3 separate regions of the Mus musculus genome follow, and regions 2 and 3 are each linked to region 1. The links are chromatin contacts, found by Hi-C or POLR2A ChIA-PET in ENCODE. All regions are on one chromosome and are shown on one strand. Each heading gives the region's core, a stretch centred on a gene start or an enhancer-like site at or near the end of the contact. The rest is flanking DNA. Distances are from core to core; before and after follow the strand shown. Region 1 holds the start of Prmt1 (protein arginine N-methyltransferase 1). Region 2 holds the start of Pnkp (polynucleotide kinase 3'- phosphatase). Region 3 holds the start of Aldh16a1 (aldehyde dehydrogenase 16 family, member A1).

Region 1 (2,700 bases), core at 117-2,616:
GATCTATGAGTAAGAGGACAGCCAAGGATACACAGAGAAACACTATCGAGGAAAAACGGGAAAAAAAGGGGGACCATATTGGCTGGGCAAGATTTTCATAGGCCTTAAATCTCAGCACTTGGGAGACAAAAACAGGTTGATCTCCACGGCGAGTTCCAGGCCCAAGGCACAGTGAGAATCAGTCAAACAAAAGATCTACCAGATTGTAAGTGTTGGTCTGCAGCAGAGGGTAAAGGTGCTTGCCGCTAAGCCTGACGACTTGTGTTCAATTCCCTACACTCACATCGTGGGAGAAAGGACTCCTGTTCATTGCTTTGTGACCTCCATACGTGCAAGGCACACACGAATGCATGCTCACACTATACAAAGTAAGTGTTAGGCGTTGGAAGGAAACAGGTCAGATGTGCTCGCGTACCTTATGCGGAAGCTCCCACTGGAGGGCTCATACGGGAGTTTAAAGGATCTTATGTTTGGACCATAGACTGGTGGGACTGAAGGCAAAGGGAAGGTTCACGAATCCAGCAACTGACATCCATCCTCAGGGAAGGAGTAACTTTCTGCAGATTCAGGGAAATTTCCTGGAAGAGGTGGCGTCCGAATTGCCGGTGATTGACGTGTAGGAGTTGGTCAGACAAAGGACGCTGGGTGTTTCCCGCAGAGGACCTGGAGGCCACGAGGAGGCCACAGGTGTTCAGAACTTGGCGCCTTCCAGCACAGGGGTGGGAAGCTCACAGCGAATCATGGCTGGTTTCGGAATCACAGACTAGAATGCGCCCTCATCCACGTCTCAGGAATTGGGGTTTTCCCTATAACTTAACGCGCCCACGCTCCCCAGTTCCTCCAGAAAACATCCAAGACCGGGGTAGGGGGTATGGGGGAGAGGAATCCACAGAATGGTGATGATTGACATTCCTAAGAGCCAGTTGCTGCTGCCCAAAGCTCTGCCTGCTTCCTTATGGGCCAATGGCCCCTCTTCTTCTAGGCCTGTCGCTTAAACAGGGTGGCGTTAGAGCCGCGAACGTCACCTTTGGCTCAGCCAATATCAACGAGGGAGGAGGGGATTAGCTTAATGATAGACAAGTCAGTTTCTAGACGTCCGCTTAGCGCGGAGCCCGCCGGGAAGCTCCAGGGCGGAGCTGGCCAGAAAGGGGCGGGAAGATCTGGTGAATTTTACCCAATCGTCACACGTGCTGGGTGAGACAGACAGGCAGTTGTTCTCTTCCTAGCGGACAGGAGGGGGCGGGCCTTTAAACGCTAGGGGGGCGGGCACTTTATGTTTGATAGGCGTGTCTGTCATCCAATTGAAATATGAAGCTCTCAGATGGACGGCTTTACAGACCAATGAGAACTTATGGCGGGGTATCGGGGGCTGGGCTGAGGACCCTCTGGTAAAAGGCGGTCCCCGGTCGAGCCGGGGGGAGAAAAGAGAGAGGGGGGGGTCTCGGAGGCCGGAGGACTCGGGTGAAGATGGCGGCAGCCGAGGCCGCGAACTGCATCATGGAGGTGAGTAGCTGGGCTCTTTAGGCCCGGGGGCGGCGCGAGACGGGTGGCCCACGGCCTGAACTGTGGGGACGGGGCCTTTTGATGTGCCTGGCTTCGCGTTGGTCCGCATCGGGGGATGTGTTCGATCGTGACGGGAGAGATCTCGGCTTTCGGTGCTTTGGGACCCGCAGCCGAGCCGAGGACTGTCGCACGTGGTCGCGGGCCGGGGGCGCTTCCAGCCGGGCCGCACGTGGTCTCGCAGAGTAGCGTGGGGAGGGGGGTGTGCCGCCTCGAGGGGCCCCGTGGGCTCCACGTGCAGGACAAAGGCCCCGCCCCCAGCCCGATGACCTGGGCTGCACTCAAGGGGTCCAGGGGTTGCCACCCGCTCTCCCTGGCTCGGCTGTGGATGTCCATGCAGCCCGGGCTCTTTGCACCCGCGTGGGGCCTGAGAACATCAGTCCCCAGCCTCCCTTTCCCCAACTCTGTGTTAGCCTTGTGCAGCGGGGGGGGGGGGGGGGGGGGATGGGCATAGCCCTGTGACCTCTCTTTAAGGAGATGGTGGGGAATCTCATCCGAGGAGATCCGGATCCGTCGCCGGGCACCCCCTCGTGGTCACTATGGGCGTGTGAGAGGGGCGTCTTTTTTCATGGGGCGTGGCCCAAGCCCACCCCTTCATGGGAGGGCCCTCGGGTGGATGGATAGTCAGAGGTCAGTGGTGGGGGATAAAGGAGTTCGGATGGCCATGGGCCTTAACCTCCACAGAGCTCCATTTTTACCAACTTGAATGTGGCAAGGGACCCCTTTTTGAACATTTCCGCCTTTTTGCCTAATTTCCCCCCAAAACAGAATGAAATTCTAGCATCTGCCTTGCTTACCTGCTTATCGTTGATTGTTCGATCCTAAGCTGTATTCCTCAGTCTACTTTTTACTTAGTTTAATTAAACAAATGTGCCTGAGCCTGGCGGTGGTGGCGCACGCCTTTGATCCCAGCACTTGGGAGGCAGAGGCAGGCAGATTTCTGAGTTGAAGGACAGCCTGGTCTACAGAGTGAGTTCCAGGACAGCCAGGGCTACACAGAGAAACCCTGCCTCAAAAAAAAAAATGTGCTTGGCCTTGAACTCACCCTGTAGCTGAGTATGGCCTTGAACTTGCCATTTTCTTTTGACTTCTGAGTAGCTCATCATCAGGCTTGTAAGGCAGGTCCTAGACATGGGTTTC
Region 2 (2,700 bases), core at 35-2,534, 130 kb after region 1:
GTTGGCACCACCCCGCCCCACCAAATCCAATACCTTAGCTCCCAATCAATTTTTAATCTTCCCACCTATTCACTTCGTGTGGCCAGTCAGAACTTTGAAAGGTTAGTGGCTTCTAGTCTGGCACGGTGTTAAAGCGGAAAGCTGACCAGCCTTCTGAAGGGTTGTCATCTACCCGGCCCCTCTCCCAAGTCCTTGCTACCCGCTGCCAAGACACTGGTACCTGTTTCACTGCCACTGTCCGGCTTTCAGGGTCTGCAATCAGCTCCACTGAGGGTAAGGGGGTGGAGTCAGGGTTTACATCACGTACAGGGGCGTGGCCAACTACAGTCTACTACTAGGACTTAAGTAAGAGAGGCACTTTCTCCCTAGGACTTAAGTAAGAGAGGCACTTTCTCCCTTCCTTCCTCAATCCCCCAACACAGGTAGCCCAGGATAGCCTTGAACTCGCTACATACTAGCGGCTGGGCTTGAACTGATTCTCATGCCTCTACCACCCAATTCTCTGGATGACAGGGGTGTCTGCCCCCCCCCCCCCCCCCCGAGCCAGTTTATTCCTCAATAATAACAGGTACTTCGGAGTCCCTAGGATTGCTAGAGACACGGACTTGTCCAGAACAGGTATTTTTTTTATCTGTAGGGTCTGCTTTGTCCCATGAGATACATGGGGTAGACCGAGGTCTTGGGCATGGCTTGATGCATCACCGCCTGATGTAGCCTGCCCAGCGACCGTCTCTCTGTTGTCCTTCTCCCCTCCGGTGACAATCTCCCAGATCCTCTCTGTCCCTCCCATAATGCCTCGTCTTGCTTCTGGCTAGGCATAGGCTCCCCTGCTTCCTTCCAATCCCACTCTGCAGCAGTTCCATTCCCGTGCCCACCTTGGTTTCGGGAGCACTTCCGGTCCGTCACTTGGGTCAGGGGTCCCCGACCGAGGACCAGGGCTTGGCCATCCGACGGCAGGAATATAGGGGGCGGCCCACCGGTGGGGCTCTGCAGCCACAGGCGGCCCCGGGATCCAAGCTGTGACATCCTCGGATGCTGTGAAGGGGAACAGAATCACAGTGGAGCTTGCTCAGCAGCCGGCAACCCACCCGCCACCGGAAGTTCTGCTTTCCCAATGCGAGCCACACCGGAAATTCCGCCCCTTGCCCATGGGCGGGTTCGACGTTTCCCAAGCTACCACAACGGTTCCAATGCGCAGTGAGGATTGCATATAGGTAGAGTCACTTCTGAATTCATTCCAAAGCTCATCTATGCTATGGGAAAGACTGTTCGAAAATTTGGCTCCTCCCACGGCGCATGCGCAGTCCTGACTCGCTTGAGGCGCTCTGAGCCAGAGCGGATAGGGGTCACTCGCATCCATAGTCACTTGATCCCTACGCTAGAGTTACTTGTTTTTGTTTTGATTTTCTTGTATGTATGTATGTATGTATGTATGTATGTATGTATGTTTTAGTGAGACAGGTTCTCAGGATGTAGCCTTGTTAAAATTCTTTCCTAGGCATGGTGGCACATGAGTTTAATATTAATCCTAGTACTTGGGAGGCAGAGGCAGGCAGAGCCCAGCCTGGTCTACATAGTAAGATTCTGCCCCCACCGCAAAAATAAAATAAAGAGGAAGTTGCTCTCCTGGGGAAGACCTAAAAAATGCCTACCCTTCTCCAAAGGCCTGAAGTATATATAACCTGAAATATGATTCCACCACAGAGCATTCTGGGGAAGCCGACTATATTGGGCTTGCAGAGCATAGGTGGTGGTGGTTGTGTTGCTACCTGCAAAAAAACACACGGGGCAGTTTTCATCTAGCAGAAATGAAGCCTCATTTCATACTGCACAGACAGAGCCCTTCCCTTCCCTTCCCCCTCACCAGTATCCTCTAGCCCCTCCCCAAACCACAGGCAACTAGGGCAAAATTGCATATAGTTGCTTGTGAGGAACAGCTGGGTACTAAGGTCAGGGTCCCATGACCTTGCCTCCCCTTCTATGAGCGAAATCAAAAAGTCCGGCTGCAGTTATCTTTCAGCCCAGACAAGTTTTTTTTTTTTTTTTTTTTTTGGCGTGTATGTTAATCCACCATACACCCAAACTGGGCTCAAATTTCGGGATCTGTCTGTCTTCCAAATATTAGTATTAAAATAGAGCTCTACAGACAGGTTGGCAGCGCACGTCTTTCATTCTAAAACTGGGGAAGTGGAGGCAGAGGCAGGCAGATCTCAGTTTAGTGACAGCTTGGTCTTCAGAAGGGCTCCAGGACAACCAGGGCTACACAGAGAAACCCTATCTTGAAAAACACGCTCTAAAAGCTGGGGGGGGGGAGAGGAAGGAAGAAAATGCCATCACACTTGGCCATTGATGGGTTGTTTTACTTTTTGATACCAGGGGATTCACCTGCTCCTGTCTCCCAAGTGCTAGAATTAGAGGTGTGCGCCACTGCTCACGGTTTTTTTTGTTCTTTGAGGCATGGTCTCAAAAAGTCTAGACTGACGTGAACACCTGTGCCTCCTTAAACCCATCTCCCTGCTGATGGAATGACAGATGTGCGCCTTCATCATTCCTCTGCGTAGCAGCGGAAACAAACCAGCTTGTCCTTAGCATTTGAAGCGCATAGCATCACTATACACTCTTCCTTTGCTTCTATGATGCCGGTCCCTTTGCAATAAAGTGGGAAAATCGCTTCTAATTCTGGGACAAATACGCTAAAGC
Region 3 (2,700 bases), core at 198-2,697, 170 kb before region 1:
AGTTCCATTACGATGAAGGCTCCGTTCTCAAGTCGGCTGGGTATCTTGATAGGTCCTGTTTGGCCAATGCATAAATGAAAGCCACACTTCCGGCGTCTGTATAACTAAGGAACTGAAGTAGCCACCGTTAAGCCCACCTCAGCGCCCTTCATCCAAAGCAGGCACCTACAGGGACCACTTGTATGAAAGAGCTGAAGCCACGCCCTCCTAGCCAACCAATCAAAAGTAAGGACTGAGGAGGCCTGCGAAATGACACACTTCCTGAATCAATAAAACCTACATATCTGCCCTTCCCAAACCTCAGAGGTTACAGTACAGAAAGGATTGCCACTCTGAGAACTTTAGTATCTCCTGCTCTTGTCTATCATGAGTTAGGCTCTGGGTCTGATCCCACTCAACACACACCCAGTCTCAATGCTATTAATCGCCCTTTTTTGAACATAATTAATGTTTTTGCTTATAAAGAAGTTATAGAGGCAGAGGAGGCTGGAGAGATAGTTAAACGGCAGAGTGCTGACTGCTCTTCCAGAAGAGGAGAGTTCGATTCCCAACACCCAGATTGCGACTAACAAAGCCCTGTAACTCCAGTTCTAGGGGGATCTGTCGCCTCCTCTTCTGGCCTCCTGGGGAACTGCATGTACATGATGCACAGACAAGCAGGCAAAATACTCATGCACATAACAATAATCTTTGTTTGCTTCTTTTAAAGAAAGAAAAGCATTTGGGGTGGAGAGAAGGCTCAGCAATTAAGAACACATGTTATTTTTGGAGATGTCTGGGGTTAAGCTCCAAACAGCCACAACTGTCATGAGGCTCTCTCCAGCCCAGCGGCTGCATCGCCCTCTTCTGGGCTCCACAGGCACTGCAGACACATAGTGCAAAGACATACCTCAGGGCTGGGCGTGGTGGCGCACGCCTTTAATCCCAGCACTCCGGAAGCAGAGGCAGGCGGATTTCTGAGTTCGAGGCCAGCCTGGTCTACAAAGTGAGTTCCAGGAGAGCCAGGGCTACACAGAGTACATACAAAGAAAGATAAATATTTTTTTAGCCAAGTGTGCTGGCACACGCCTCTAATACCAGCACTCGGGAGGCGGAGATAGGTGGGTCTGTGAGTTGAAGCCAGCCGGGTCTACATAGTTAGATCCAGGGCCTCCAGAGCTCACAGTGAGACTCTGTCTGAAAAACAAAATAAAACAAAACAACGAAAATCTATTTTTTCTAAAGAGTCAAAGTGACAATAGCCGAAGGCCTTCTGCCAGTGCGGGACCCCACCCACCCACCCAACCATGTCTGTTCTCCCCGAAACTACATTTCCCAGCATCCGCCCATAGGCCGCATCGCGCGGCTCTAAAGTAGGCGGGTCACGTCCTATATAGCTCGCTTCCGGGCCCTACGGTTGGCCCCGCCCCTTTGATTGGAGTGGGCGGTGCCGCCCTTCGGACCTCCAAGTTCCTCTAGGTAGACCGTCCAGCAATCCCTCGCGGAAGGCTCCGGGAGAGCGATGGCGGCTACGCGTGTACAGCCCAGTACCCGGGAGATTTTCACGACGCTGGAGTACGGACCGGTGCCGGAGAGCCACGCATGCGCACTGGTGAGGGCTTGCCCCGCGGCCGCTGCTGCCTCCGAGTCCTCTCGGCCGCTTGGGGCGCGCGGGCTCCCGTCATCCACTGCGGCCTTCTCGGAAGCCCCGCCCCTCTGAGCGCGTGATTTCCCCTACAGTGCGGAAGCCTGGGCTGGGCGGCTGGCGGTGGGCGGCGATGGTTGTCCTCGCGGTTTTCGTTTACGGTCCCGAACGCCGCCGTAGTGTTTCCCCAGGACCCTTCAGGAACGGGTGGTCACTAAATCCCCATACCTCTCGCGGTCCTCCTGAGTCTTCACCTTGCTAGATCGTGGTTCCTTGTGGCCCCCGGCACTTTGGAGGCTCGCGGGAACGTTTAGAACCTCAAGTTCGTTTAGAACCCCAAGTTCGTCCAAAACTTGCTATGACTGCTCCCCTTGTTTCAATATCCTTACGGTGCTCTGTGATCTCCTGCCCCTTCGAACGTCATCTGAGTTCTCTTGACCCTCCTAGCCCATCCTATTCTCATTCTCCCTCTCCCCCTCCCAAGTTTAGTGGATTTCTTTGGGAGATTTTCCTGTTTTCGTACTTCATTTATATTATTCCTTTAGAGCCTCCTGGCCCAAGGCTCCAGAACCCTCTTGCAGCCTCATCGGAATGTGGTAGGGTTCCTGGGATTTTCTTTAAAACCAAGGACCAATCAGAATGCCCAGGGTCCCAGAAATTCTTCCAGCATCCAAGCAGGTATTAGGAGGTTGTAGAGTCTTTAGACTCTTAAGAGGAGTCACCACACTACAAAAGGACTCCAGCTTTGGAGGGACAGCATAAAACACTCTATAAAGTTTAGAGTGTTGATCCCAAAGATACAAGGAGAAAGATCACTGACCCGAAATCATCACGGCCAAAGTAATTTAAGCAAGTAATTAATTAAGCTAGCTTTTTTTTGAGGACACAAGCTGCCTCCCCAATAAGCTTTGGTTCTAGAAGTCAGTCCTGGATGTGAGAAAGACAAGGTTTTTATATATAGTTTGTGGATAGGGGGATTTGGCCACCAAAATAGTTGAGGTTACAGGAGCAGAACATACACATTATAATAACCTTCTGTAGTAAAGACATTATTGCAAGGTGTTCCTAAAATGGTA

Evidence for each region. Hi-C counts contacts between places; a loop is a spot of excess contacts on that map. ChIA-PET counts read pairs that join two places held with the same protein, here RNA polymerase II (POLR2A).
Region 2: POLR2A ChIA-PET joins it to region 1 with 18 read pairs in embryonic stem cell. The contact joins the promoter of Pnkp here to the promoter of Prmt1 in region 1. POLR2A ChIA-PET finds 5 or more read pairs at or near these places in 4 of 5 experiments (Patski and embryonic stem cell).
Region 3: a map of v-Abl transformed pro-B cells shows a loop between it and region 1 (2.0-fold over the local background). The contact joins the promoter of Aldh16a1 here to the promoter of Prmt1 in region 1. A Hi-C loop is called at or near these places in 1 of 37 maps with a recorded cell type or tissue (v-Abl transformed pro-B cells). POLR2A ChIA-PET finds 5 or more read pairs at or near these places in 2 of 5 experiments (Patski and embryonic stem cell).

Annotation. Positions count from the first base shown.
Region 1 is chr7:44,985,086-44,987,785 of GRCm38, reverse strand. It overlaps Prmt1 (protein arginine N-methyltransferase 1), which reads left to right and starts at 1,366. Exons shown (of 10, transcript NM_001252476.1): 1 at 1,366-1,503. The coding sequence starts at 1,468. It overlaps Gm15545 (predicted gene 15545), which reads right to left and starts at 886. Exons shown (of 2, transcript NR_045266.1): 1 at 416-886.
Region 2 is chr7:44,855,730-44,858,429 of GRCm38, reverse strand. It overlaps Pnkp (polynucleotide kinase 3'- phosphatase), which reads right to left and starts at 1,284. Exons shown (of 16, transcript NM_021549.3): 1 at 876-1,284; 2 at 221-267. The coding sequence starts at 1,026.
Region 3 is chr7:45,153,283-45,155,982 of GRCm38, reverse strand. Aldh16a1 (aldehyde dehydrogenase 16 family, member A1) reads left to right here and starts at 1,447. Exons shown (of 17, transcript NM_145954.2): 1 at 1,447-1,591. The coding sequence starts at 1,502. It overlaps Pih1d1 (PIH1 domain containing 1), which reads right to left and starts at 1,680. Exons shown (of 10, transcript NM_029406.4): 1 at 1,443-1,680.